Linked DNA regions of Homo sapiens: region 2 is linked to region 1. Evidence: read pairs that join two places in POLR2A ChIA-PET (ENCODE). Cell type or tissue: MCF 10A. All regions are shown on one strand.

Region 1 (8,000 bases):
CCCTTAAATAAATAATTCCTCATGTAATTATAACTGGAAATTTAACTGGGAGTATCTTGGCTGCATATCTCCAGGAGAGGATGCCCTACCCAGCCAGCAAGAGTATTGATTAGTACATACCAGGCAGTCTCTGTGTGAGCCCTTCCTGATTTATTACTAGCTCTTAGTTTCCCAGCACAGAAAGAAGGAATGCACTATTTACACACTCAACAATATCCATCGGTTTAGCAGTTGGGCCCCTAAGTGTCCTAGAGGCACTGCTTCCCTCCAAAATAGTGTATCTTCCTTTCCAGAAGAAAGCTAATTTCTGAGAGGGGAAAAACTCTATTTTGTTTTGCTTACGGTGTTGATTCCAATTAAAAGTATTAAAGCATTATTTTAATTTGTAAAATATTAATCATAAATTATTTATCTTTCTAAATTCCATATATGTGGAAATAATGAAATCATGAACCCACACACAAGAAAATGAGGATGAGCAGATTGTGAATGTTGCAGTAGTGATCTTGATATCAAATTTCCAAAAAAGTGTATTAAGAATGTAACCAATTCTAATAACTGAAGATACATAAATAGCCAACTGAAACAAGATAGAGAATTAAAACTGCTTTTTAAAACTCAGTGTAAAAATACTATGATCTTTCCACTTACATCCTTCACAGGTTAAGCTAAGGAGAGACAGAGATGATAACACACATACACAAGCCAATTTGCCAGGGAAAATCTTGAATACTTATAAGAATGCTAGAGAGCTCACAGAAGAAGTTATAGAAATCTAGCATTCTGAATACAAGAATGGATGAGGTAAGGGCTTTCCTGGCCCACAAGAAGCTGATTTGAGCATATCTACCAAGCTGATGTATTTCTTTCATTTGAGATTTTCCATGTGGGTATGTCTCCTTACTATTATATACCCATGCATTCATTCATTTATCCAACAAATACTGATCAAAAGCTCCTACGTTACTGGAGATATGCGAGTAAACAAAAGTTCCTCCTCTCATGAGCCTGTATTTTAGAACACACAAGCAATACATCAGCAAACTCTGGTACAGCATATAGTGACAAATTCTAGGGTGAAAAAAATAGGTGGGGATTATACAGATTTTATTTAGTCATACAAAGCCTCATTGAGAAAGTAACATTTAAGCAAAGACTCAAGTATTTTATCCTGTGCTCAAAAAAACTACCACAGGCTTACCTACAAGGCAGTCTTATTTTGAATACTCCTGACAGTTCAGAGTTTTAGCCACTGTCAGCAGAAGTCAGAGAAAACACTTTCTCTCCCACACGTATTTTTACATGGGGCTTCAAAGGGAATGTTCTCTGGCGGGCTTTCTCCAGAAGACTTTTAAACCTCAAACCATCTGTCATTAACTACATTTAAGTGGTTTAAGCAGGCCCAAAATCCGGCTTGAAAAAATTCAAAGAAAACTTAACACTGCTTAGGAACGGGGGGCGGGGAGAGAACGTTTCACTTTAGCCAGCATGAGCTACATTAACCTGAATTTTTCCAACTTCAGTACAACCTTAGTTTTATTTCTGGCGTGTTGGCAAGAAATATACACACACCACAGTACAGGTTAGCAGAAAATTAGAAGCACCATCCGGTCAAAACCGGGCTGCGGAGATGGGAGAGCAATACACGAAGGAACTTTTGGCTACACTCAATGCTTACGGAAAAATGCCGGACATTATTAGATGTTAAGACTCCCAAAATTAGCATTCAAAAAGGGATAGGCTGAGTCTTACGAAACAGATTGTATAACGTCTGGAAATGGGCCCTATCTACTACAGGCAAAACAAGTACCAGGAAGAATTCCTGAGAGAAACAGATCTTTTCAGCGCGCATGTGGGTGGCTCTGAAAAGAGCCTTTGGGTATGTAATCAGTGAGTCCTTGAGACTCAAGCCCTCTCGCCGCGGATACGACGTGCGAGCTGGATGTCCTTGGGCATGATAGTCACCCGCTTGGCGTGGATGGCGCACAGGTTGGTGTCCTCAAAGAGCCCCACCAGGTAGGCCTCGCATGCCTCTTGCAGCGCCATCACCGCGGAGCTCTGGAAGCGCAAGTCGGTCTTGAAGTCCTGCGCGATCTCACGCACCAGACGCTGAAAAGGCAGCTTTCTGATCAGCAGCTCGGTGGACTTCTGGTAGCGGCGAATCTCGCGGAGAGCCACTGTACCAGGCCGATAGCGATGGGGCTTCTTGACACCGCCGGTGGCCGGAGCGCTCTTCCGAGCCGCCTTGGTGGCCAGCTGCTTGCGCGGAGCCTTGCCGCCGGTGGACTTGCGAGCAGTCTGCTTCGTACGCGCCATGCCTTCAGAGCTAGATTCACTTCAGGAGAAAGAGAAAGCTAGCCGCTTATTTATAGTGAGAGTCTGAAGCTGATTGGACAAAAGTATGCTGAAGGCCTACCCAACAGTAACCGGATTGGCGAAGGACTCAAATTTTTGTTGTTCACCTATTCCTCTGACAGACTTAGCAGTTCATGGTCTCCATATTTTATTTTCTATTTTCGCTATACAGTTGTTCACTATACTAGCGATTTCCAGTGGAAATGAGAGCAATATAAGTAATTTACACTTATCTAGGAGAACATTGTAACAAAACAAGGAAAAATTAATTTTTAATATTTTGCTTAATCCAATATAGCCAACATATTTCAATGTTATCGAAATTAAAATTGTTAGGTATTTTACACTTTTTGGCACTGACTTTTCCAAATGCAATGTGTATTTTATATAAAATTCATGCTATGGAATTTCCAATGATCACTATCCACAATTGGCTAGTGGCTGCAATACTGGACAGGACAGCCTTATACACCTGTCCCCTCAATTTTCTATCTTTTGACCACTTAAATTTAAAAAACTTCTATTTTTATAACCAAGAAAAGCTGGTTCGCATGTGAGAAATTCAAGGCCAAAAAATGTCAAAGAAACAACTTTATGTGAACTTTTCACTTTTAGATTAAAGTAATTCCATTGCAGCTTATTTTTCCAATACTCTAGAAATGTAATTCATTTTCTTTTAAGAATCTATTCCATTCGTACATCCAGATCTGATTCAGATTAAAAACATCAAGTCAGATATTTTAAAAGTGGAATTTACCATGCTGAAACAAATTAAGTCATCTCTGTACTAAGAAATCAATTTGTGTGGCTGGGGGTGGGAAAGCTCGGGAAATTTTAATTTCAATGAATTTTCAGAAAATGCTTCAAAGAGAACTACCTGGCACCATAAGTAACTGTTCTAATTAGTCTAATAATTATTCTCAACTCAATCATTAATGTTCAAATGCAATTAATTATACAGATTCGAGAGATATTTCTCAGAAATGAAGAATCCAAGTCGTTGATCTAGATTTGGATTGAACGTCGAATGCCCGGTTTGTTATTTACCAAGACCCAGAAAACATCTGGCCCCAAAGCAGACATGTTTGCTTCAACAGACTAAAAGTAAAACCCGACGGTGAACCATACAGAATTCAACATACTTGGATAATGCCAGCTTAGGAAAAACTAAATTTTCTTCCACTAAGCTTAAGATGAAGGCGTGTTTAATACTTTTAATGTTATCCAGGCTTTTTATAAAGCTAACGAGATTGTCACTACCTAACCAAGACACCGAAGACTGATCTACGTAACCTTTGGAGTGGTTTAGAAGTAGGCAAAGACGAGAAATTACATTAAACATAGTGCTCAGTTCTTCCACAAAATTGTAGGTGGCTCTGAAAAGAGCCTTTGGTTCCTTTGGGATTGAGTTGCTGCAAACTAATCCAGGCTTCTACTTGCCCTTCGCCTTGTGGTGGCTCTCGGTCTTCTTGGGCAGTAGCACGGCCTGGATGTTGGGCAGGACGCCACCCTGTGCGATGGTGACTTTGCCCAGAAGCTTGTTGAGCTCCTCATCGTTGCGGATGGCCAGCTGGAGGTGACGCGGGATGATGCGAGTCTTCTTGTTGTCGCGGGCCGCGTTGCCAGCCAGCTCCAGGATCTCGGCGGTCAGGTACTCCAGCACCGCCGCCAGGTACACCGGCGCTCCAGCACCGACCCGCTCCGCATAGTTGCCTTTGCGGAGCAGGCGATGCACTCGGCCTACGGGAAACTGAAGCCCGGCCCGAGAAGAGCGGGTCTTGGCCTTGGCGCGAGCTTTGCCTCCCTGCTTGCCACGCCCAGACATGGCAAAAGGCCTATTATCTATACGGTCAAGAAAGACTGAAGTGAAACTAGAAAAACGTACATTTTATAGCCTCTACTGGGCGCGAAAAGGAAGCTGTGCGATTGGCTTACGTTTTATTTTTATTTAGACCAATAGGACTCGATTATGCAGGATACCTATTTTGATTGGGCAAAACTGGCATCTGTCGTCATCCACGGATAATTACCAATCAGCAGAGACCTTCCCACTACCTCGGCCGCATAAACTATTATATAAAAAGAGGAGACCGACTTCTTGTTTTGGTTTTGCCACTATTGTTTCATTATGCCCGAGCTGGCCAAGTCTGCTCCCGCCCCGAAGAAGGGCTCCAAGAAGGCGGTGACCAAGGCCCAGAAGAAGGATGGCAAGAAGCGCAAGCGCAGCCGCAAGGAGAGCTACTCCGTGTACGTGTACAAGGTGCTGAAGCAGGTCCACCCCGACACCGGCATCTCTTCTAAGGCCATGGGAATCATGAACTCCTTCGTCAACGACATCTTCGAGCGCATCGCAAGCGAGGCTTCCCGCCTGGCGCACTACAACAAGCGCTCGACCATCACCTCCAGGGAGATCCAGACCGCCGTGCGCCTGCTGCTTCCGGGGGAGCTGGCCAAGCACGCGGTGTCGGAGGGCACCAAGGCCGTCACCAAGTACACCAGCTCCAAGTAAATTCTCAAGCTCTTGTCCAACCCAAAGGCTCTTTTCAGAGCCACTCACTATTATCTAAAGAAGAGCTGGTTCGCTCTTCCTATCACTGGGGGGCGAGGGGTCATAAATCATTTTGATCTATCCACTAAATTAATCTAGCTCTTTGAAAGCCATTTAAGGTGAAATGTACATGAGGTACGTGCATATAGCTACCAACACCATAGAGGGTCCGACCTTTGCGCTTGAGGGCATAAACTAAGTCCTTAGCAGGGACTGCTTTGCGCTTTGCTCGTTCCGTGTAAGTCAGTCAAGCGCATCCGGGATCACGTTATCCGGAAATTCCTTGAGCATCCACGGGTTTCTAAAAAGATGAGACCAGAATGCGTTTGACACCGCCAGGCCAGGCTCCAGGTGGTGGGTCTGGTGATGTCTGGATGTTGCACAGCAACTTGCGGTGGCGCCCCCTTTACCCAATCCTTTCCCTCACTTGCGCAACCAGACATGATTTTAAGGCACGACAAAAGACCCGAGGTAAAAACCAAAAACAGCACTAGGAAAACAAGGCTGGCGTTTTTAATCTTTCCGACTAAACTGGAAACTAGAGGGGTGGGCGCGGTGGCTCATGCCTGTAATCCCAGCACTTTGGGAGGTGGAGGCGGGCGGATCCCTTGAGCCCAGGAGTTCGCAACCAGCCTGGGCAACATAGCAAAACCCCGTCTCTGCAAAAAGCACAAAAATTAGCCAGGAGTGGTGGCGCGCCCCTGTTGTCCCAGCTACTTAGGGGGCTGATGTAGGAGGATGGCTTGAGCCTGGTAGGCGGAGTTTACAGTGAGCTGAGATCGCACCACTGCACTCCAGCCTGGGTGATAAAGCCAGGCCTTGTCTCAAAAAAAAAAGTGGGAGATCAGTAAAAGTTAACACCTTGCCTTCTCCTAATTGTCAATGCCTGCTAGCAAAAGATGCCAGAGTAGATTTTTAAAAGTTTTTCTTGTTTTCACCCAAACCCAACTGTTTTTCGTATACTATTTACCATCCAATTTACTAACATTTATTAAGCATCTACTATTCACCATAGGCCAGTCATAGTATTCTGCTATAGGAATGGAAAATCCTGAATAAGCCTCCCAGACCTTAATTCTCAATCATTGCTGGTGGCCCCACAAATTGGTAGTGCTTTCATAAAGGAAAATTTGGTAATACCTGTCAAAATTTTAAAATGCACCTATCTTTACATCAGAAATTTCACCCCTAGGAATTTACTATTTTTGAAAATATGCAAAATAATATATGCAGGGGTTTCCAGCAGCACTGTTTGTAGTATAAGACTGAAGCAATTTGACTGATTAGCAATAAATTACAGTACATCATTCTATCTAGTAAAAAATAAGAAGGCTCTTTTTCATAATTATTTACTGCTTATCATGTGCCAGATAATGTCCTAAAAAGCTCTCTACATATGTTAAATCATTTAGCTTTCATAACAACTTTGTGAAAAATTACTATTTTTATACCTGTTTTACAGATCATAAAATGGGGGTTCAGAGAGCTCGAGTAAATTGCCTAAAGTGTGAAATTGTACAGTGGGAAAGTTGTCAATCAAAATGAAATCACTAATGTTAAGAAAATCCTGACACAGAGCCAAGAAAAGCCATAAAGAGAAAGTTCTCACGCTTGTATGCCTAATAACAAAAACTATCACAAAAGATGGTAAGAGCCACAACCATAAACACAGGCCATCAAAACCTTACACACACAAAAAATACTTCTACAAGACCATTTGTCCAACAACTGCCTTCCCAACCTTGGACTGGCATCGCCCTTGTTATTGTAACCCTCCTTATTTTTTTCTTTAAAAACCTTTGTCTTCCTTTACCTCCTTGAATACACATGTACTTTATAGCATATGGATTCCCATTACAATGCTTTATTCCCAAATAAATGTATTTGTCTTTAGAGAGCCTCTATGTTTGTTACTTAGGTTGGTAACAGGTAATGAGTAGTGAAAACATGATTCAAAACCAGAATCTGGTTTCAGAATCCCTATTTATAACCAGTGTATACTATACGGCTTCTCCAGGTGCTAATAATGGGATGATTTCCAAAATTTGCTGTCAAATGCAATAAAAGCAAGATACAGGATAATGTGCAGTAGAATTTTGTGTGTGTTTGTGTGTGTGTATAAATGTAAAATATTTTTGGAAGGATACTGGATAAATTGCTATCAGTGGTGGCCTCTGAGGAAAGAGAAAGTTGGATGTCCTACAGACAGGGATGGATGGAGGATCTTTTCATTGTAACTTCTTATGGTCTTTGAATTTTGAATCCTATGTGTGTATTGTCCATCCATAAAAAAAAATAGCGTAAAGAATCACTTCACTTGATTATCAGTAAAACACACATTATAAGATGATAAATGCTGCAGTAGAGATATGAATAAAAAGCCTAAGGAGCACAGAATAAATAATATTATGGGTGGGAGTGGGAAGAGTGCCAAATAGCATTCTGGGCAATAAGAAAATGGGTGTCACCTTCAAAAACGCAGAAATATTGTGGTGTGGCTAAAGTCAGGGGTAGGCAGAAGGGAGCACCCACGGGGCTGAGCAAGTAGTCTGTGACTATGCTACACCAGTGGCCTCCTTCTGTATCACGGCAGGCTTCTCAAAATGAGGACTTCAGGATAAAACAACTAGATATAATCTGAGAAGGACTTACTAAGTGAGATTCTGAAATATTTTACACATAATTCCAGATGCCAATTTAACACTATTTATTTAAATGTTACTTAAATAACATTTATTTAAATGAGCAGACTCTGAAGTTATTTGTTAATCTAGCAGTCATAGAGTTTTCTTTGTTGGTCAGACCATGTGGGAGAAAAAGCAAAAGAAAGTACTATTAGTCTCTTTTAGACTCTTACAAGTATTTGTCACCAGTTAAAAAGAGATATGTCAAATAGAGCATTGTTTTTTGTTTTGTTTTGTTTTTTTGAGACGGAGTCTCACTCTTGTTGCCCAGGCTGGAGTGCAATAGCGTGATCTGGGTTCATTGCAAGCTCCGCGGGGTTCAAGCAATTCTCCTGCCTCAGCCTCCTGAGTAGCTGTGATTACAGGCACGCCCCACCACGCCCGGCTAATTTTTGTACTTTTAGTAGAGACAG
Region 2 (8,000 bases), 1.8 Mb after region 1:
CTGACAGTTTCTCTGAATCAAATCCATAGTTCTGTGACAGCGTTGGCTTAGAAGCAGATTTTTTTTTTTTTTTTTTTTGAAATGGAGTTTCGCTCTTGCCCAGGCTGGAGTGCAGTGGCACGATCTCGGCTCACTGCAACCTCTGTCTCCAGGGTTCAAGCGATTCTCCTGCTTCAGCCTATGGAGTAGCTGGGATTACAGGCTCCCACAACCACGCCCAGCTAATTTTTTGTATTTTTAGTGAAGACTGGGGTTTCACCATGTTGGCCAGGCTGGTTACGAACTCCTGTTCTCAAGTGATCTGCCCGCCTTGGCCTCCCAAAGTGTTGGGATTACAGGCATCAGCCACCGTGCCCAGCCAGGAGCAGATTTTTTTACACTCATGTTTCTTTTTCCTTCTGTCATCCTGTTTCAGTATAAGCAGACCACAGATAGAAGTAGTAGATACCTCAGAAATTCCTGGAATAATTAATCCACGTTCATCTGTACTCCATCTGCTCCTATCTCATGGAATATAAAAGGAAAAACACCAAGATTTCCCTAGGCAATCTGTCTTGATTTTAGGTTCCTCAACAGGAGAGCCAGACAATGGCTGTAATAATATTGTCCCGGCCAAGGAAAAACTTCCCCTTTGCCCTCCCAAGGTTTATGGAAAATTACTGGCAAAACACAGATTAACTGGAGAAAAGGCATATATATTTATTTCATCACAATTTTACAGGAGATTTTAGAATTAAGACTGAAAGATACAGGGGAAATTGCCCATTTTTATGCTTAGGTTCAACAAGATAAACAGCTGTATAGGGTACGATCTAATGCTAACAGACTGAGTGGGGAAGCCCCGCAAGGCTTGTCTGTCAAGATTCTTCTTGACCTCTCAGTGCAGCATTTCTTCCTTCTGGTTATAGGACAAGACTCTCTTTTAGAATGGGGGGTCTTATGACCTACAGGCAAACAAGGTAGGTTAGAGTAATACTTTTAGGTTTTATGGCTGGTTCTAGGGAAAAGGAGTTCTGGTTTGTATGGCCTACCTTGAGGAGGAATTCTGGTTTCTATGGCTAGACTTTGGGGAGAATGGGACTTACAGACAGGAAGGCAGAAGGTGGTCAGTGAAACACTTTTATAATCATAATCCCATTTTGAGTATTTCTGTGTTATGGAATGTTTGTTCTCTCATTTCCTGAAAGATTCCAGAGACTCCTCATTCAGTGTTGTGAAAAAGTTCAGGAAATGCAACTCAAAAATGTGCCACTTTGTTACGCTGATTTCTTTGAACTGAGGGCACCTAGGAAACAGTAAATTCAAGGAAGGGCTTTCGCTGAACTCTAATCAAAAATTTGAAAATTAAAAAAAAATTCAAAAAGGAATTTAGTTGTTAAGATTCACTTCCCTGGGGAATCTCATCAACCAGAGAAGATTAACTGTATCACAGGAGAGGAGACTGGTGGTTAACACCATCTAAACAGACTTTGTCACAGCTGTCACCTATTCTTTGAAACACCCATTTATTTTTCTCCAAAATCATATACTCTCCCCTAAGTTGCCTACATCCCCCTTCTTTCTCCCTTATGAATCAAGAGAGCTTATAAGCTTCTACAGTTCACTGGGATTTGGGGTATTCGCTTTTCTTCCCTCCCACTCCCCCTCCCCTTTTTTTGTCTTTGAGACACAGTCTTCTGGCTCTGTCGCCCACGCTGGAGTGTGGTGGCTCTATGTGAACTCACTGCAACCTCCTCCTCTCGGGTTCAAGCGATCCTCCCACCTCAGCTTCTCGAGTAACTGGAACTACAGGCGTGCACTACCAAGCCCGGCTTTTTTTTTTCTTTTTCTCCCCCGTTTCTTTTTTGGTTATTTTACTGGAGACAGGGTTTCTCCATGTTGTCCACGCTGGTCTCGAACGCCTGACCCGCCGTCCTCGGCCTCCCAAAGTGCTGGTATTACGGGCATGAGCCACTGCGCCCGATTTGAAGGACCTCTTAAATATCTATTTAGAAATTGGTCGGAGTCCACTCCTTTCCAAAAACATGAGTCACAATCCGGGAAAAGCACGAGCGGCTGAAAGTCAAAATAACCAGAACAAAACCTCCACTCATGCTTAAAAAAGGTATTTTGACAAAATCCTAATTCGGCCAATTATTATTAGTATTCAAGTCGAAGGCTCGTCAAGCCAGACTGGGGATTGGGTCAAACATAAACCTTACACCAGACGGAAGGATTACATGCAAATGAAGGATGCAGATTCTGATTTCCCATTGGGTATTTGACATTAGCCAATGGGAGAATTCCTCACAGCCTACCTCCAGTCAGTATAAATACTTCTCTGCCTTGCGTTCTAATGTAGTTTCATTACATTTTCTTGTGGCGATTTTCCCTTATCAGAAGTAGTTATGTCTGGTCGCGGCAAACAAGGCGGTAAAGCTCGCGCCAAGGCTAAGACTCGGTCTTCTCGTGCAGGTTTGCAGTTTCCTGTGGGCCGAGTGCACCGCCTGCTCCGCAAAGGCAACTACTCCGAGCGCGTCGGGGCTGGCGCGCCGGTGTATCTCGCGGCGGTGCTTGAGTACCTGACCGCCGAGATCCTGGAGCTGGCGGGCAATGCGGCCCGCGACAACAAGAAGACCCGCATCATCCCGCGCCACCTGCAATTGGCCATCCGCAATGACGAGGAGCTTAATAAACTCTTGGGGCGTGTGACCATCGCGCAGGGTGGCGTTTTGCCTAATATTCAGGCGGTGCTGCTGCCTAAGAAAACTGAGAGCCATCATAAGGCCAAGGGAAAGTGAAGAGTTAACGCTTCATGCACTGCTGTTTTTCTGTCAGCAGACAAAATCAGCCTAACAGCAAAGGCTCTTTTCAGAGCCACCTACGACTTCCATTAAATGAGCTGTTGTGCTTTGGATTATGCCGCCCATAAAGATGTTTTTGAGGTGTTTTTAATGGCTTTGAGTGTGGCACTTTTAGTAATTTGTCCTGCAGAAATTAGATCCATAGAAACCTCAGGAATTCTAGGTATGTGGGAGAAGTGCCATGCAGCACAAAACATGTTTACAGGGGTGATTCGCGTTAAGTTTCACACACAGCAGTTACTACATTTTAGAGGAAGGAAATTATACCCATGAGTGCATTCCTAACTATCTTGAATGGAAGTGTTAAAACCCGCATGCCCCACACAAGTTTGAATATGTCATACCATTTGCTGTAGCAATTAATGGCATACACAATTGAGAGCACACACATTACCACTGAACATTTGAGTATGTATTTCCCAAAATGAGCTTTTTTCCAGTTTGGGGATGTTTTGCTTTGTTTTGGGGTGGAGTCTCCCTCTCGCCCAAGCTGCAGTGCAGCGGCGTGATAACAGCTCACTGTAACCTCGAACTCGGGCTCAAGCGATCCTCTTGACAGCCTTCTGAGTAGCTGGGATTACAGGCGAGAGCCGCCACGCCCGGCTAAGAGCATTTTTCTAATTGCCCACACTTCTTATGCGACACCCAGAAAAATACAATTTTAAATAAAGCGCATATGCAAATTTCCCTAATCGTCTCCAATATTCTCTGATTTCTTTTTTATATTTTAACTAGAAACAATTGGAGGTTTCCGCGTTGCTTTGTGTGGTTGTAAATTTTAAGACTTCAGGAAACTTTTCCAGTACAAGACTTGTCCACAGTGGATATAGCAGCTAAGGGGTTAACAAAATGACGTCAGAGTAGCTACGGTAATGGGCAGGAGCCTCTCTTAATCTGCAACCAGGCACAGAGATGGACCAATCCAAGAAGGGCGCGGGGATTTTTGAATTTTCTTGGGTCCAATAGTTGGTGGTCTGACTCTATAAAAGAAGAGTAGCTCTTTCCTTTCCTCCACAGACGTCTCTGCAGGCAAGCTTTTCTGTGGTTTTGCCATGGCTCGTACTAAACAGACAGCTCGGAAATCCACCGGCGGTAAAGCGCCACGCAAGCAGCTGGCTACCAAGGCTGCTCGCAAGAGCGCGCCGGCTACCGGCGGCGTGAAAAAGCCTCACCGTTACCGCCCGGGCACTGTGGCTCTGCGCGAGATCCGCCGCTACCAAAAGTCGACCGAGTTGCTGATTCGGAAGCTGCCGTTCCAGCGCCTGGTGCGAGAAATCGCCCAAGACTTCAAGACCGATCTTCGCTTCCAGAGCTCTGCGGTGATGGCGCTGCAGGAGGCTTGTGAGGCCTACTTGGTAGGGCTCTTTGAGGACACAAACCTTTGCGCCATCCATGCTAAGCGAGTGACTATTATGCCCAAAGACATCCAGCTCGCTCGCCGCATTCGCGGAGAAAGAGCGTAAATGTAAAGTCACTTTTTCATCAGTCTTAAAACCCAAAGGCTCTTTTCAGAGCCACCCACTTATTCCAACGAAAGTAGCTGTGATAATTTTTTGTTGTCTTAACAGAACAAATTTCTAAGGACCCCCCCGGAAAGCATTAGACTATGGTCTTAAAGTTGATTAACAGAAATAACGGTTTGGTCAGTCTTGCAGTGTAGGTTATTTCTGACCTTATTAAGGTGCTATTTGGAGAGAAGCTGTGTAAGTCCACTATCATTCAGGCCTCTAGCTTGCTATGATTAGCATTTGTTTAAACAACTTTGTAAGAGTAAGGGAAAAATCTGGTAAGTAGTTAACTGGCGCTTACTAGGCATTTTTGCAAAGCTTTGAAAAGATTAGAAAATTGTGTCTTGCGAGTTCCAGTGTCTTCCTCAAAATGCTTAGGAAGATTTTCTCAGCTCAATACATAGTCCCCTAGGTTTTCTCATATATTATATATATATATATATATATATATACTGTTAAATTCATTTGGCTGTTAACATTAACCTGAAATTTATTCTGGTGCAAAATGTGAGGCAGGGATCTAACTGGCTCTCATTTTATCCATAGCTAGCTACCCACTTTAAATCTGTCAGTCTGTCGACCAAGCATAATTTAATCCCTTATATATGAATTTTTATATGTGTGGCTTTGCTTGTAAATAGTCTATCTGGTTGCATTGCTTTGTCTCCTCTAGGACTATGCACCATGACATGCCACATTCTTTTTTTCAGTACTTCTTGCCTGTAGTTATTAAAATCTAGAATTTACAAGTTTTAACCATTTTCTTTCTGTTGATCTTGCTTTTCGGTTTTGGAGGTTGGGGATTGAGTACTGGAAGAAAATTTAGAGGGATGGGAATACTGTACGCAAACAAAAGTAATATTTACTTTAAAATTTTTATATTTTGTATTTTTTTATCATATAGCTTTTACATCACATTTTACAGACTAACTTTAGAACAACCACAGAATGTCCAACATTAAAACTACTAATTCCAAAGACCTTGCCTCACATTCTTTTTTACAATAAATATTTTTTACACCTAACATTCTTTCTTGGCCTACATCTAGAATGTAAACTGATGTACCATACTAAAATCGCCTGACCAACTGTCAACAACAACAAATCACACACACAAAAGATTAAATTTGAATTGCATCGTTTACTTAAATTCATTTGTGTTCCAGCTTTTAATAAGGCAGTTTTTGGTTTATAAAGTAATATTTGCATTTTAAAAATTATGAAAATGAATATGTCAGTTTGTTTTATGATTCGTTTTTCTTGACTCTTATACAAGCGACTCTAACTGGCATAGACATTTGTTATCCACAGACAGTATAGATATGTTAGAGATGCCAATGGACTTGGTCTATGCCAAGGTGACTACTCACAAGCTCTGGGCCCAGCTGAAGGTCAAGTATTTTTTTTCCAGTTATAGATGTGCTGGATCTGATGTATAGCGCTTGACTTTTTATATTTTCTTTATCTGTAGGAAACAAATGTGTTGGAGGTACTGGGTCTGACGAATAGCATAAAAGAATAAAGTTACATTACTGTCTGAGGATCAGATGGACAGGGGGTGGTAGCTCAGTCCAGCTATTTTCCACTCCCTCACTTACATTCTTTGCCCCCTCCTCAACAGAACAAGGATTCTGCTGTAACTCTTCATTGACAGTTGATATTTAAAAATTAACGAATGGATGAAATTCTCATTTGTGAAAGAAAATTTATTGAGCATTTTGTATTTGTGAGTAGTGCAAACATTTTAATATTATATTAAGAATCTATTGTTTTGTATTAGAGGAGTAATTAAGGAGAGATTGGAGACAAAAAGGGGGTGTTGTTTGCAGAATATACCATCCAAAAATAGACCACTGTGGGATCAGGATTCTTTTGAGCTAAAGGCACTTCAAAAACAGCATTCAAGAAGGGAATTCTTCTAAACTTTTCTTTCTGAAAACAGGAGATAAAAGTTCCAATGTGAAAAATGCTCTGCTTGTACCAGGTGAAAAGACATATTCTTCAGCCCAGAGGCATAGATGAGATAATTCTGCACAAACACAGCAGGGAGTCATAGCCGAGAGACTTCTATACACAAACAAACCTTGTTAAAATAATCATATATTCCTTTAATCTCCTCATATGGTTTACTTTCCCACAATTGCCTCTCTTTAACTTAATGTGAAAGCATTTAGCTTTTGCCATTTCTTTGGGGCTTCACTTTTTTATGAGGGTTCTCCTGTCCCATAAAATTTACATTAAATACATTTGTATGCTTTCATTCTGCTAATCTGTTTTATGGCAAATGAATTATCAGGTCCAGCTGGAGACCCTAACAGAGTAGAGGTAAAATTTTGCCTCCCTACAAGATAGAGATTGTGTGCATTAAATGTTGTTTGTTCCCAGTTGTTCAGTTTGTCAGGCCTCTGAGCCGAAGCTAAGCCATCATATCCCCTGTGAACTGCACGTATGCCTCTAGATGGCCTGAAGTAACTGAAGAAACACAAAAGAAGTGAAAATGCCCTGTTCCTGCCTTAACTGATGACATTACCTTGTGAAATTCCTTCTCCTGGCTCATCCTGACTCAAAAGCTCCCCCACTGAGCACCTTGTGACCCCCACCCCTGCCAGCCAGAGAACAACCCCCTTTGACTGTAATTTTCCACTATCTACCCAAATCTTATAAAACGGACCCACCCCATCTCCCTTCGCTGACTCTTTTCGGACTCAGCCCGCCTGCACCCAGGTAGAATAAACAGCCTTGTTGCTCACACAAACCCTGTTTGATGGTCTCTTCACACGGACGCGCCTGAAACAGTTTAACAGGGTTTTTCCTGCCCAGTCACAACAAAGTGATGTTATGCTGCAGGCTGAAGTTTACAGCTAATGCTGTTGAAGTCTAAAATCAGTTTTGGTTTGTTAGATTTGGGTGAGATGGCTAAGATTCTCAGAGAAAGAAGTCAAGTTTGGGGTGCATTTTTCAGACTTAAAAATTTAGCAGTAGCCCTTGCAGTTTTTCCAATAGAAGTGATTTAAGAATGTTTTCAGGAAATTTAAAACAACAGTGAGAAGCGTGTATGGAGAGTTGAACTACACTCCAGACTTGGCTATAGGAAAGCACGAATGCTGCTATTGTATTGCACCTTGGAAAAGAGAACAAAGGAATATTTTCGGACAATTTTAACATGTCACATATGAAAAGCTAAACGGAATCTGTCAACACCTTGTACGTTATTACAGGCTGTGATTTTAAAAAAACAATCCTTACTAATACATACATAGTTGCTGCTAGCAATATAGTGTTGGGAGTAAAAACACGAAAATGAGAGTTCAGGACAATATCCCAACTCTGAGCAGATTTTTTTAAGTAGTAACATCTAAAATTAAACCATATTATGTAATATTTATTTCTTTTCCACAGTCTCTTCTCATGCCTCGTTCACATTAGCTAATTAAAAGTCCCCTGAGTATCATCATAACCCGATTTACAGATGAAGGCACGGTTGCAATGAGCTATCACCCTCTTCTGAATGAGACAGTACAGTGTGAAGGATAGCAAAACTCCACTCCCATCCTCTTAGGGCTCTGGCTGGACCAGCAAATTAAATTAATGTAAAATGGATTAACAGGAGAAAGGTATATGCATTTATTTAACACAGGTTTTACGTGAC

Evidence for each region. ChIA-PET counts read pairs that join two places held together with the same protein. Peaks named below come from ENCODE experiments on the same cell type or tissue, not always from the same donor. Only the 100,000 strongest peaks of a DNase experiment are listed, where the experiment ranks them.
Region 2: POLR2A ChIA-PET joins it to region 1 with 58 read pairs; 23 of 35 experiments call an interaction of 5 or more read pairs at or near these places.

The regions. Positions count from the first base shown.
Region 1 is chr6:27,804,390-27,812,389 of GRCh38, reverse strand. H2BC13 (H2B clustered histone 13) reads left to right here and starts at 4,461. Exons shown (of 1, transcript NM_003519.4): 1 at 4,461-4,911. The coding sequence starts at 4,484. The coding sequence ends at 4,864. It overlaps H2AC13 (H2A clustered histone 13), which reads right to left and starts at 4,217. Exons shown (of 1, transcript NM_003509.3): 1 at 3,723-4,217. The coding sequence starts at 4,180. The coding sequence ends at 3,788. It overlaps H3C10 (H3 clustered histone 10), which reads right to left and starts at 2,339. Exons shown (of 1, transcript NM_003536.3): 1 at 1,854-2,339. The coding sequence starts at 2,316. The coding sequence ends at 1,906. It also overlaps the pseudogene H4C10P. RefSeq lists enhancers at 1,330-2,001, 2,096-2,385, 2,002-2,673, 3,357-3,955, 3,874-4,073 and 4 more. In MCF 10A, no CTCF peak of the experiment used is centred here; DNase peaks (open chromatin) are centred at 2,379, 3,729, 4,319 and 5,229.
Region 2 is chr6:26,027,956-26,035,955 of GRCh38, reverse strand. H3C2 (H3 clustered histone 2) reads left to right here and starts at 3,857. Exons shown (of 1, transcript NM_003537.4): 1 at 3,857-4,367. The coding sequence starts at 3,896. The coding sequence ends at 4,306. H2AC4 (H2A clustered histone 4) reads left to right here and starts at 2,338. Exons shown (of 1, transcript NM_003513.3): 1 at 2,338-2,864. The coding sequence starts at 2,388. The coding sequence ends at 2,780. RefSeq lists enhancers at 1,421-1,480, 1,811-1,860, 1,901-1,960, 2,264-2,893, 3,831-3,950 and 3 more and a silencer at 2,381-2,480. In MCF 10A, CTCF peaks have their summits at 3,792 and 4,009; DNase peaks (open chromatin) are centred at 2,215 and 3,765.